Linked DNA regions of Mus musculus: all the other regions are linked to region 2. The links are chromatin contacts, found by POLR2A ChIA-PET in ENCODE. All regions are on one chromosome and are shown on one strand. Each heading gives the region's core, a stretch centred on a gene start or an enhancer-like site at or near the end of the contact. The rest is flanking DNA. Distances are from core to core; before and after follow the strand shown. Region 1 has its middle 3.9 kb from the start of Dus1l. Region 2 holds the start of Pycr1 (pyrroline-5-carboxylate reductase 1). Region 3 holds the start of Arl16 (ADP-ribosylation factor-like 16).

Region 1 (3,696 bases), core at 668-3,167, 160 kb before region 2:
TCCATGTGAATAAAGCCCTACAGAGGTTCACATATAAAGCAACAAACATGTCATGGATGAAGAGAGTTGGAGAAGGGCACAGGGAAACCGGGAGTAGCGATAAACACTTTCATTATCTGACTGTAACAGTTTCACTTGTATATACTGGTATCTATAAACATGTAATTGCCACTTTGTATATATTTTAAAAATATTAATTATGCCTCCATGAAGCTGTTTAAGAAGGGATTTATAAATAAAATAATAGTCAATTAGACCTCGAACCATATAAAACGATGTTCAACCTCTCATTATAAGGGAAATAAAAAATGATAATCACAACCAGGAGGATGGCTCCTTATCTGTCAGGTTGACACAGTTGCAAACATAACCTCAGAGTGCTGTGGAGCTTACAGGGAAACTGGCATAAGCAACCTGACTGGGAGGCGTAGAACAAAGGGTCTCAAGGGGGAGATTTGGCAGCACACAGAAAAATCACCTCTGTGTTTGAACTTCTTGGAAAGTGTCCCAAGTACACTTACATGCACACACACCACACGCATGCACATACATGAACACACATACACAAAGATATACACATTTATACACATGCACACACATATACACACATACACACATGCACATATACCTGCATACACACACATGCATACATGCATGCACACACATATATATGTACATGCACACACATACATGAGCACACACATACACATGTACACACACATGCACATACATACACACGCACACACACATACACACGCATATACACATGTGCATACAAACACACACATTCATTGTAAAACAATGTAAAGTTGAAAAATGTTGGAGATGGCCTACATATCTACTCTATGTGACTGACAGAACAAATGGACTGCGTGTGTCCAAAAGAGAGGCATGAGTACGGAAAGGAGACATGAACTTCAAGTCAACAAATGGGAAAGTCAGGTAAGCTCAGGATGGTGGAGCGCACCTTTAATCCTTGGGTGCCTGAAACAAGAAGACCACCATGAGTTTGAGGCTAGTCTGGGCTACAGAGTAAGTTCCAAGTCAGCCATTGAGAGAGACCCTGTTTGAAAACTCCATGATAACGCCATGTCTGTGTATTAGGAAGGATGGGTGAGAGAGGGAGACATAAGGGGTAGTCCTTAGAGCTGCTGTTGCTGTTGAGATCTTGTTTCTAGGCACAGCAGCACACACCGCCCAAGCACTTTCATCCTAGCTCCTAGGAGGCAGAAACAGGCTGATTTACCAAATTCCAGGCCAGCTAAGGATACATAGTGAGACCCTGTTTCAAAAAGGAAAACTGGAGAAGGGAACAAAGGCACATCTTGGCAGACCCTGAAAACATCTGGGCATCTGTGTGAGTCATACTGAACTATAAGGCCCCACACGCCGGTGGCCAGAGGGGTTCAGAGGGCTGTCCCCAGCAAAGCAGCCTTTTCTGGTGAGAAGTCTCCAGAAAGTTATTGAAAGTCCTGGAACTTGTTCTGAGGACTCTCAGCCAAAGGAGAAACAGCGTTCAGGAAAATCTACCAAATCCTGCCAGGAAGGGAGTGAGTTGGGGCACTTGCCTTGACCCATCCCTCCTCTCTGCCCACGTGATGCAAGCTCCACTCTAGATGGGTGCAGCTAAGGACAAGCCCCTCCTCCAGGGCACAGACTATCAAAGGCTCACCACCCAGCTCTGCCTTAAATCATCTGCCAGGATCCTTTCTCACTAAGTGCCCTCTGGATGTTGGAAGTTCAGCTCTGGGGAGGCAAGAAGAGGAACCCAGCCTCAGCGTCTTTACCCAGCCTTAAAGTAAGACACTGAGTCCCTGCCAAGAGAGATGAGTGGAAATCACAGGCTGCCCCTTCCCGGTCACCAGTTATTGACGCTGGGGTGGCCTGTGCTGCCTCAGCTAACAAACAGTGCTGGAAGGCTCCACTAGGGGGCAGACCAACCTAAGAGCCGAGAACGCCCTTGCTCAGCCAAGGGATCTCAGAAAACAAAGCAGCACTCCAGGCAAAACTCTGTCGACAATGGAAACTTAGGCTGTTGCATAGACAAAAGAAGCGTAGGGGGGGAAAGTAAGAAAGGTCCGGGGATGTGACTGAGCTGGTAGAGCGATTGCCCAATACATTCAAGCCTTGAGTTTGATTTCCAGCACAGCGTAAATGAAGTACTTGGCAGGTGGGGACACCCAAGGAATAGGAATTCAAGTTTATCTTCAGATCCTCAGCTAGAAACCTAGTTCAAGGCCAACCTGGGTTAGAGACCCCGTTAAGGAAAATAAAAAAAGGAATGGCTGAAATATTTCTGAAAAAAAAATTTATGGATGAAAGAAGTTCAGCAAACTCAAAGAGTAAGAACACCAAGAAAACCAGCCAGAGCTGAAGTGTGGTGGCATGTTTGCAGTCTCAACACTCAGGAGGATGGAGAGTTCCAGGCTGGCTGGAACTACAAGTGTGTGTAACCAAGTCCAGCTGTTGTCTCCTTGTCTTTTCTTTCTTTGTTTGCTTTTGTTTTCTTTCTTCCCTTCTTCTTAGTTTTTTGGTTTCAGAGATTTATAAACAAGGGAAACTGAGACTATTGATCTCGCAGATCTATAAAGACAGAGATATTTTTGGCTGGGCAGTGGTGGCCCACACTCTTTTTTTTTTTTTTTTTTTTTTTTTAATGTACGTACACTGTAGCTGTCCTCAGACACTCCAGAAGAGGGAGTCAGATCTCGTTACAGATGGTTGTGAGCCACCATGTGGTTGCTGGGATTTGAACTCCTGACCTTCGGAAGAGCAGTCGGGTGCCCTTACCCACTGAGCCATCTCACCAGCCCGGCCCATGCTTTTAATCCCAGCATTTGGGAGGCAGAGGCAGGTGGGTTTCTGAGTTTGAGCCAGCCTGGTCTACAGACTGAGTTCCAGGACAGCCAGGGCAACACAGAGAAACCCTGTCCTGTCTCAAAAAAAAACAAGGAGGAGGAGGAAGAAGAAGAAGAAGAAGAAGAAGAAGAAGAAGAAGAAGAAGAAGAAGAAGAAGAAGAAGAAGAAGAAGAAGAAGAGGAGGAGGAGGAGGAGGAGGAGGAGGAGGAGGAGGAGGAGGAGGAGGAGGAGGAGGAGGAGGAGGAGGAGGAGGAGGAGGGAAGGGGGAAGGAGAAGGAGAAGGAGAAGGAGAAGGAGAAGGAGAAGGAGAAGGAGAAGGAGAAGGAGAAGGAGAAGGAGAAGGAGAAGAAGAAGAAGAAGAAGAAGAAGAAGAAGAAGAAGAAGAAGAAGAAGAAGAAGAAGAAGAAGAAACTTTAGCTCAAGGGGCAATTGTACCAGGTAGAAGCTCAGATCTATAGACAAGATCAAGAGTGCCAGAACTGCTATCCTTGGGGTTCAAGAATCACCGCACAAACCATGTGAACACTGACTTCAGTTAAGCAAGAATAGTTTATTGAATGCACACCCAGAAACTGGTCAGAGCAAGGACATAGCTCAGAATTATCTGAACAATGACAATGGGCATATTTTTCTGTCATCTTATAAGGGGAAAAAAAAAACCACAGTGAATTCACACACAGGTGCAGGAAGTTCTTACTTAAGATATTTTAGACATAGCAATTCCTATTGACCTTTGATTTGATAGGTCTTACACAAAGCTTCGTGGAATTCTTAAGATTAGCAAACCACATACAGAACATTCAGAACAAAGCAGGATATGTGGTCAGCATGTTCTCC
Region 2 (3,731 bases), core at 1,012-3,511:
CTACCCACGGGAGGCTCACCGGAGTCATTTCTGTTCAGGGTATAGGGAAGATTGTACCAGTTAAGCTACCTTCTCACTGCATGCTCTGAGAGAAGGCCTAAACCAAGTCATTGTGAGGGAGGACTTGGCCTTCGGGGGACTTTGAGTTCTGGAAGACAGCTGAGGCTGGGCCTTGTCTGAGCCTTCTGAAAAAGGGGACGGGTTAGGGTGGCTCAGAAGGCCAAATGCAAAGAAAGAAGGTCAGTGTTAGCTTAGTCTCTTCTCTCCTCGAGGCTCCCAAAGCCCCACACTGTGGTCTTCAGGGCCCAGACCATAGGCAGAGGGGCCGCTGCACTCTCTGGGCAGTAGAATTGAGAACATTAAGACCTTAGGCTCTGAGTCTGGCCTTGTGGGGTACTGTGTGGGCTCTTGCAGCTGGCCAGCTGGCCAGGGCACACAGCCAACAAGTGAGTTAGGGCCAGTGTCTTTTACTGGGATGGGCAGACATAGGCAGCGTTTGAGTCTGCAGGTTTTCTGGGTAATGAAAATGTTACACATCAGAAGACCAGGATGTCAGGGACTGTGTCAGCCATCTTCATCCTGCCTAGAGAGGGACCCGACTGCTTCTATTTATTTATTAGTATTATACATGTATGATGTAGGTGTGATGGGGACATCAGAGTGCATATGTACAGGCCAGAAGACCACGCTGTACACTTAGTTTATTTCTTCTACCTTACATGGGTTTGGGACAACCAATTCAGTCAAGTTGTTAGACTTTTGAAGCAAGCTGTCTTCCCCACCACGAAGCCATGACACCCGCCTTCTGTTTTTCCTTTTTCTTTTATTCCGCCTGGAGACAAGGGTTTCACAGTGTAGTTTAAAATGGCCTCCCACTGGGCATCCTCCTGCTTCGACTTCCCCAGAGGTGGGATTACTGATGTATTATACCTCACCGAGTTTTGACTGATTTTTTTGAGGGGTGTCCCTTTTATTCTGTTACCAGCCAAAACTCTGAACTCTAGCATGTTCGCTAAGTCCCCAGCATCCTCACTGTTCAGTAGCTTTCTGCCCTCAGCATCACATCCAACCTAAATTTCAGAGGTGCTAGAGAAGGCAGGGGAAGTGAGAGCTAAGACTCAAGAAGAAAATGGGAGAAGGTTTCTGGGGCTCCCTAGATGACAGAACTGTCTTTCTTTGTTTTAGGAGTGATGTTTATTATCACTTGGAGAAAAGCATACATTTAAAAAATTTAGTTTATTTTAAGTGTTTTGCTTGCATGTACGCATGCTCACCTTTGCATACCTGGTGACTGAGGGGTTCAGAGGCAGTGTTAGATCCCTAGAGAGGAATTCTGGATAGTTAGCTGCCATGTGGGTACTGGGAACAGATTCCAGGGCCTCTGCAAGAATAACATGCTCTTAAGCACTGAGGATTCTCTCTAGTCCTGGGAAGCATCTCAAGTTGGGAGCTGAGTTTGGGAAACTGAACTTCTAGGCTTTGTGCATAGACTTGAGCTGTCAACTTGGCACAGCTCTTCTTCTCCAGCTCTTCTCTTTTTAGAGGTTGAGTATTGAACTAGCCATCCACACAGTGAACACTATCACCACAGAGCAGTCTCCTCGTTTGGGTGGTGGTCATTAGGGCCAAGAAGAAGGGATGGAAATTCCTTCCCCAAATCTTGCAGGCTGGAAACTTCCTAGTGATTTAAAATTTACTTTTCTAAAGCAACTTGTCTTTATCTAAGGAAACAAACAAAACAGAAAAAAAAAAAAATAAGCAAGCCACCTCTAAGGGAGTTGGGGAGTGGGGTGAGGTGGGAAGGTGAGGGGTAGGCACTGGAATCAAATGTACTTTAGCAGAGTGTGAACTCAGACTGCTCTGCAGCTTCAAGACCAGCAGATGGGCCTGAAACTCCTCTAAGAGGTTGCGGATGCCCAGAGTACAATATCTCTAAAACCCTTAGTTGGAGAGCTGAGGTACTGTAGGATGGAGGTGGTTTGGGAAGTTAACGGGCCTGTGGCTGCAGAAGGTACCTAGCTTTCAAAAACAAAAACAACACTTGCAAAAAGACAACAGAGGAGGGACCCGTGGCTTTTGTGAATACTGACTTGTATTCGCAACTACTGCTCACCTCAGGGAGGGAGCAAGGAGGAGCGTCTGTCCCTGCCCTGTGTATGATGCAATGCACAAGGCTCCAGCTGCAGCTCTGGATTGGCTAGCTCTCTCACAGGGCGCACAGCTCATTGGCTGAAATGAAGTGAGGGCGGGGCCGGTGGGCGCGGGTGCCGCGTGGCGAATGCAAGAAGGGCTGGGCTGTCTGTTGTGTGTGTACCCGAATATCCACGCTGTGGGTAGCGGGACTTGGGGCTTCGGGGATGGAACTCCTGGAATGAAGGCTTAGGGGCTGGGGCTTCTGGGAAATAAGCTGGAGACTTGGATGTTGAGGGTTCGCTGGATTCCTGACCCTCCCCTTCAATCAATCTCTTTCCTTTTGGCTCCCTGAGCCCTTTGCAGAAGGCTCAGAACCTTCAGCTGCAGACCAGGCATCCTGGCTCTGGGCGGCGGGTGGTAGTGGTACGGGGTGTCGGGGTACCTGGGACAACTTCCCAACCCGGCCAGCCGAGGAGCAACATAGAAATTAAGCAGGCTGGGGTGGGGGTTGGGGAGCACCTGGCTGCTAGGAACGGCCAGACTTGGTATTACCCACCCGACGTCTCTCTTTCCGTCCTGTCGGTACAGTTCTCTGCTGCCCTACAGAGCCGGCGTCAGCTGTGAAAGTTGTGGGTCGTGGACCTCCAGACATGAGCGTAGGCTTCATCGGGGCAGGGCAGCTAGCCTTTGCTCTAGCCAAGGGCTTCACAGCTGCAGGTAGTAAATTCTGCTGCTGCCAGGGAGGGTGCTAGCGTGGAGTGTCTGTGTTAGTGGCCTCAGTCCTTTGGGAAATGACAGCTGCCATATGTTTGGGGTTGCTTCCCTAAAGGAGGTGAAGGATGCTTCAGCTGTCTCCCTCATAGGAGCTGAGAGGCTAGAACTAGCTTTGAGGGAGGAATTCTGTCCCCTACAGGTGTTCTGGCTGCACACAAGATAATGGCCAGCTCCCCAGACATGGACCAAGCTACGGTCTCGGCCCTCCGGGTAGGTGCCAGGTGAAAGCAGATTGAAAGCCTGAAGCTCTTTAGAGTTGGGTCTAGGGTTAGTTTTGCTGCACACCTGACTCCAGTAGGAGACACAAATCTGCCATTGGGAACCCGCAGGTACTGCTCCCCTGCCCTGTCGTGAATACAGCTGGTAGGAGAGAGTGCTAGTCTGGAATGGGGTTACCTAGATGGGGGTTATGGAGGCCTCCGGAAGGCCAGGCAGCATGGAGATCAAACAGTTGGCTAGGGTGATGATGATGGATGACACAGTTTCTGTTTGGTATGGCTCAGCCAGGATTTTCAGGCTAAGGATTGGGGGATGGGGGGCCAGGCTCCCAGCTTGAGACCACCACCCACATCTGGAAGGCAGGCAGCTGCAGAGACTGCTGCCCGAGGTGGGCTGGGCTGGGCTGGGCTGTGGTTTAGAAGTCTGTGATGTCCCTTTTCTACTTCAAAGGGGACCTATTCCAGGGCATAGTGCCTTTCCCATCTCACCCAGCAGCCTCTGGGCCTCACTACACACAGGGCTCTCAGCTTTGTGGGCAGATAGATGGCCCATGAGGCAAGCTGGGTCTCCTTGCACCCCTCCCTGCAGAAGATAGGGGTGAACCT
Region 3 (3,683 bases), core at 1,149-3,648, 180 kb after region 2:
TCAGGGAAGAGGCAAGAGCCCCTCTTGCTGGAAGACAGGTCTCTGAACCCACCTAACTTGTTAGAAACCCCAAGCAGCAGCTCAAAGTCGGGTTCCAGGCCCTGATAACATCCAGTCCCTCAGGGGTACATGGATGACAGCTAGAAGAGCAGCATTTCTGCTCCCTCCCATTCCCATGAGAGCAGCCAGGCTCAGTGGCCGAGCTCACAACTGTACGAAGTGCTAAAGGTCTCCACTGGTTGCTATGTGGAGACCTGACACCGGAAGGGTAAGGATTCTTGGAGTCTGAGGAGAGAAACAACTGCAACAGCGCTCTAGTTACCTCCAGAGCATACAAAGCCACGTGTGGGTTCTTATCATTAACCTTCTTCTTGATGGAGTTTACAGCATATTTTGCTCTGGAAGAGGGGGGAAAAAAAGGGGCGGGGGGGTAGGAATTAGTAACAGCAGAGAGAGAAAAGGATGGGAAAGCCCTCAGTATGGTTAGGAAAGCCCTCCTCCATATTTCTTTAAGTACTGAGACAGGGGTTTTCGTACCCCAGGCTAGACTCAAGCCTTGGACTTCCTATCCTTCTGTCTTCACTTCCTAAGTGCTGGGATCACAGAGAGTGCTGTCACACCTGGGGTATGACAGTGCTGTCACACCTGGGTTATAGTGTGTTGAGCATGACACTCAAGGTTTAATACATGCTAGGCAAATACTCTACCAACTGAAATATAAGCCAACCATGAGTTTAGCCTGACAGACCTCCTCAAGGAAATATCAGTGAGTCTAAGTATCTCCAAATTGTGCTGTTTTAATTGTCCCAAGATATCAAAACAATCTGGATTAAAAAAAAACAAAAAAACAAAAAACTCATGTTGCCCATTTAATCTTAGAAGAGGGGTGGTTCTCTTCACTTACTGTGTGTCCCCCTGACGGATCAGGTCGCAGATCTGTAGAATGGACTCCCAGTCTGTCTCCAACAGAAGCTGGCTGGTGGCTTTGTCTAAAGGGAAGAGATGCCCATTCAAAGGGTCCATTGAGCTATGTTTCCGAGCCGGCCCGTCAAAAGTCAAGAACATCCCTCATTTTATACAGCCAAAACCAAACTGAAAATCCTCTTGAAGTACACTGACAACCATGGAAATGGCATCCTCCCATGCAAGAAGCAAATAATGTGGAAATGATACTTAGTCCCTATCAGCTGTCAGCTCAAGCTCGGCTTCACTCAGTTCCCACAGACCCTCTGGAGAGAGGTACTACTTGCATCTGCTTTAAAGATAAAGGAGGTAGAGAATGCCCTTTGTCACAGCTTGCTGGGCACTTTAAAATGGCATACCCTGCTGCTTCTCAACAGAGTCCCATCATTTAGAAGTTTTGTCCTTTACCTCTTAGCTGGGTAATGTAATGGGTCCCTTAGCAAGCTCTAGAAGATGAGGGATGATTTCTCCATGTCAAGTGGTACCCCCAGCCAACACCTCTTCACACTCGGATCACCCCTCCCTTACGAAAGTGAGCTATCCCAAGATACACCACCCTTGTTACTCATTCAACAAGTTAGTGGATTCATACCTGACGTGCTGAACCTCCCAGGATATGAGACTAAGGTAAACATCTCATCATCTAAGATTCCCCTTTGAAAACCTTAGCTCAAAAAGGAGCAAGTGAGCAGCCTAGGATGGGGCCTGCTCCTGAACACATTTATTGAGGGAATGGTGCATGCATGTCAAACTCATTTTTCCCTCCTAAAATTTACACTGTCCAGGAACCTCAGATAGTGATATCAACAAGCACCTTCAAAAATGAGAAATACATGTCTTCTCAAACCCCCAGGCACTACCAGAGCGCAAGAGGCTGAGGTCCTAGGAAGCATTCCCCAAGGGGCTCGAAAGGTTTAAGGAAGGCAGTATCGGTTCCACCCTGCGAAAAGGTATCGGGGTCTGAGACCCGCATGAAGCTAAGATCTGAGTCATGACTTCATGACTCAGGACTTTGGCCCAATCGGTTCAGGACCGTCGGACCCGGAGGAAGAGAGGTCCGTCACGGACCCCCAAAGAGCATTCGTCACTGGAACCCCAGGACTCAGTGTACAGCCCGGGCGGCCACACCCGAGGCCCGGGAACCGTGCAGTGCTCCCCGGAGGCCGACGGCCGGTCTAGGTGGCCGGCCCGCTCTCCTGAGACCTACGGAGGCAGCATCTGGCCGGTGCGCGCGAGGGAGCTGACTTGGAGCTGACGGGCGGACGCGTTACCTAGGAGACGCTCGAAGGTGCCGCTGCCTCGCCCCATGGCGACCCCACTCCGGACCGACGCTGCAGTCGCTCCCTCTTTCGGAGCTGACGCGCCCCCCAACTTCCGCTTCCGCCTTTCTTTTTCTGCTCGCGCACGCGCAACGCCTCCGCGCCGCCCCGAGTCCTGCTCCATGGCGAGACTTGCGCTTACACACTGACTCTGAGCGTCCATTGGACCGCTCAGTCCATTGGGACTAACCAATGAGCAGCCTGGACGAGCGGTCTATCCAATGAAAGCTAAGCGGAGGCGGGCCTCATTGCGTGGTAGCTCGGAGGTACAAGCGCGTTATCCGAGGAAGGGATGTGTCTCCTGCTTGGAGCTGCTGGGGTCGGGAAGACCCTGCTGGTGAAACGCCTTCAGAATATCCTTCCGCGCCGAGTGGGCAGGCAGGGAGTCCCAGGCAGGGTGGGGAGGGAGCACACCGGGGTCGCTCATCACGGGAACTCCTCCCTCTGCCACGCCATGGCCCTTGACCGCCGGGACAGCTGAGCTCCGGAGATGGCAAAGGCGACCTGGGAGAGCCCCCACCGACGCGGCCCACGGTAGGTGTCGGCCTCTCTCAGGTCATGCATGCCCTTTGAGGCTTGCAAAGGTCCTCAGACCTCTTCTAATGGAAGCCGCGGTGCCTGTGGTCAGTAGGTTGGGTACTGTCTGCGGCAGAGGAACTCCCATCACTAGACTTCTGAGTGTGGAGAACCCGAAGCCCGTCTTCCGGTGGGCACCTTTCTCTCCCATCCCTAGAAATTCATTCCCTCGTCACTCTCAAGGCCCATCTCTATGGTTGACGTTGGCCTGGAGCCCCCAGAGAGCTGCATTTCTTGGTGGCGAGAGCAGAGGGCTTGAGCAGTTGTCACTGGCTGTGGATGCTTAGCTCCCTCATGGCGGTGCTGCCATCCAGAAGCTCACCACAGCACACCGCTTGCGCTGGTCTCAGTGCATCGTGGTTTTTTCCATAGGTGGGCACCAACCTTACAGACATTGTGGCCCACAGGAAGATCACCATCCGAGAGCTCGGGGGATGCATGAGCCCCATCTGGTCCAGTTACTATGGAAACTGCCATTCGCTCTTGGTGAGTTAATACTTCAAGCTTCTTTGGAGGTCAGTTTTGTCTGACTCCCTGAACCATCAAGTATTGGCCCTGCTTTTCATGGGATCGGGTTTGGGGGTCTTTGATGACTGTGCATTGGTCTGATTTCCTGAGCAGGGCTCAGATTCTAGGAGGCTTGTTGAAGGCACAGCATGTTCTATGCCTTGATACCTGAATACGACCAACACTTTACATCCCTCTTGTTGGTCCTATCTGTAGAAGGAAGGGGCATCAAATTCTGGGATGAAGAGCTGATGGCCACAGTAGACTTAATTTTACTTAAAGACACCAGTGACAGTCATCCTCGTACAACTCCCCCTT

Evidence for each region. ChIA-PET counts read pairs that join two places held with the same protein, here RNA polymerase II (POLR2A).
Region 1: POLR2A ChIA-PET joins it to region 2 with 13 read pairs in embryonic stem cell. The contact joins the enhancer-like site here to the promoter of Pycr1 in region 2. POLR2A ChIA-PET finds 5 or more read pairs at or near these places in 3 of 5 experiments (Patski and embryonic stem cell).
Region 3: POLR2A ChIA-PET joins it to region 2 with 14 read pairs in embryonic stem cell. The contact joins the promoter of Arl16 here to the promoter of Pycr1 in region 2. POLR2A ChIA-PET finds 5 or more read pairs at or near these places in 4 of 5 experiments (Patski and embryonic stem cell).

What each region holds. Positions count from the first base shown.
Region 1 is chr11:120,798,418-120,802,113 of GRCm38, reverse strand. No RefSeq gene overlaps it. Among named protein-coding and RNA genes, the nearest start is that of Dus1l, 3.9 kb to the right of the region's middle. Within about 2 kb of position 1,917, at least 3 of the 3 ENCODE cell types and tissues checked have a DNase peak (open chromatin) inside an H3K27ac peak, as active enhancers do.
Region 2 is chr11:120,642,278-120,646,008 of GRCm38, reverse strand. Pycr1 (pyrroline-5-carboxylate reductase 1) reads left to right here and starts at 2,261. Exons shown (of 8, transcript NM_001348222.2): 1 at 2,261-2,329; 2 at 2,722-2,850; 3 at 3,047-3,117; 4 at 3,715-3,731. The coding sequence starts at 2,784.
Region 3 is chr11:120,466,315-120,469,997 of GRCm38, reverse strand. Arl16 (ADP-ribosylation factor-like 16) reads left to right here and starts at 2,398. Exons shown (of 5, transcript NM_197995.2): 1 at 2,398-2,635; 2 at 2,758-2,816; 3 at 3,231-3,344. The coding sequence starts at 2,575. Hgs (HGF-regulated tyrosine kinase substrate) reads right to left here and starts at 2,363. Exons shown (of 22, transcript NM_008244.3): 1 at 2,235-2,363; 2 at 905-989; 3 at 323-398. The coding sequence starts at 2,271.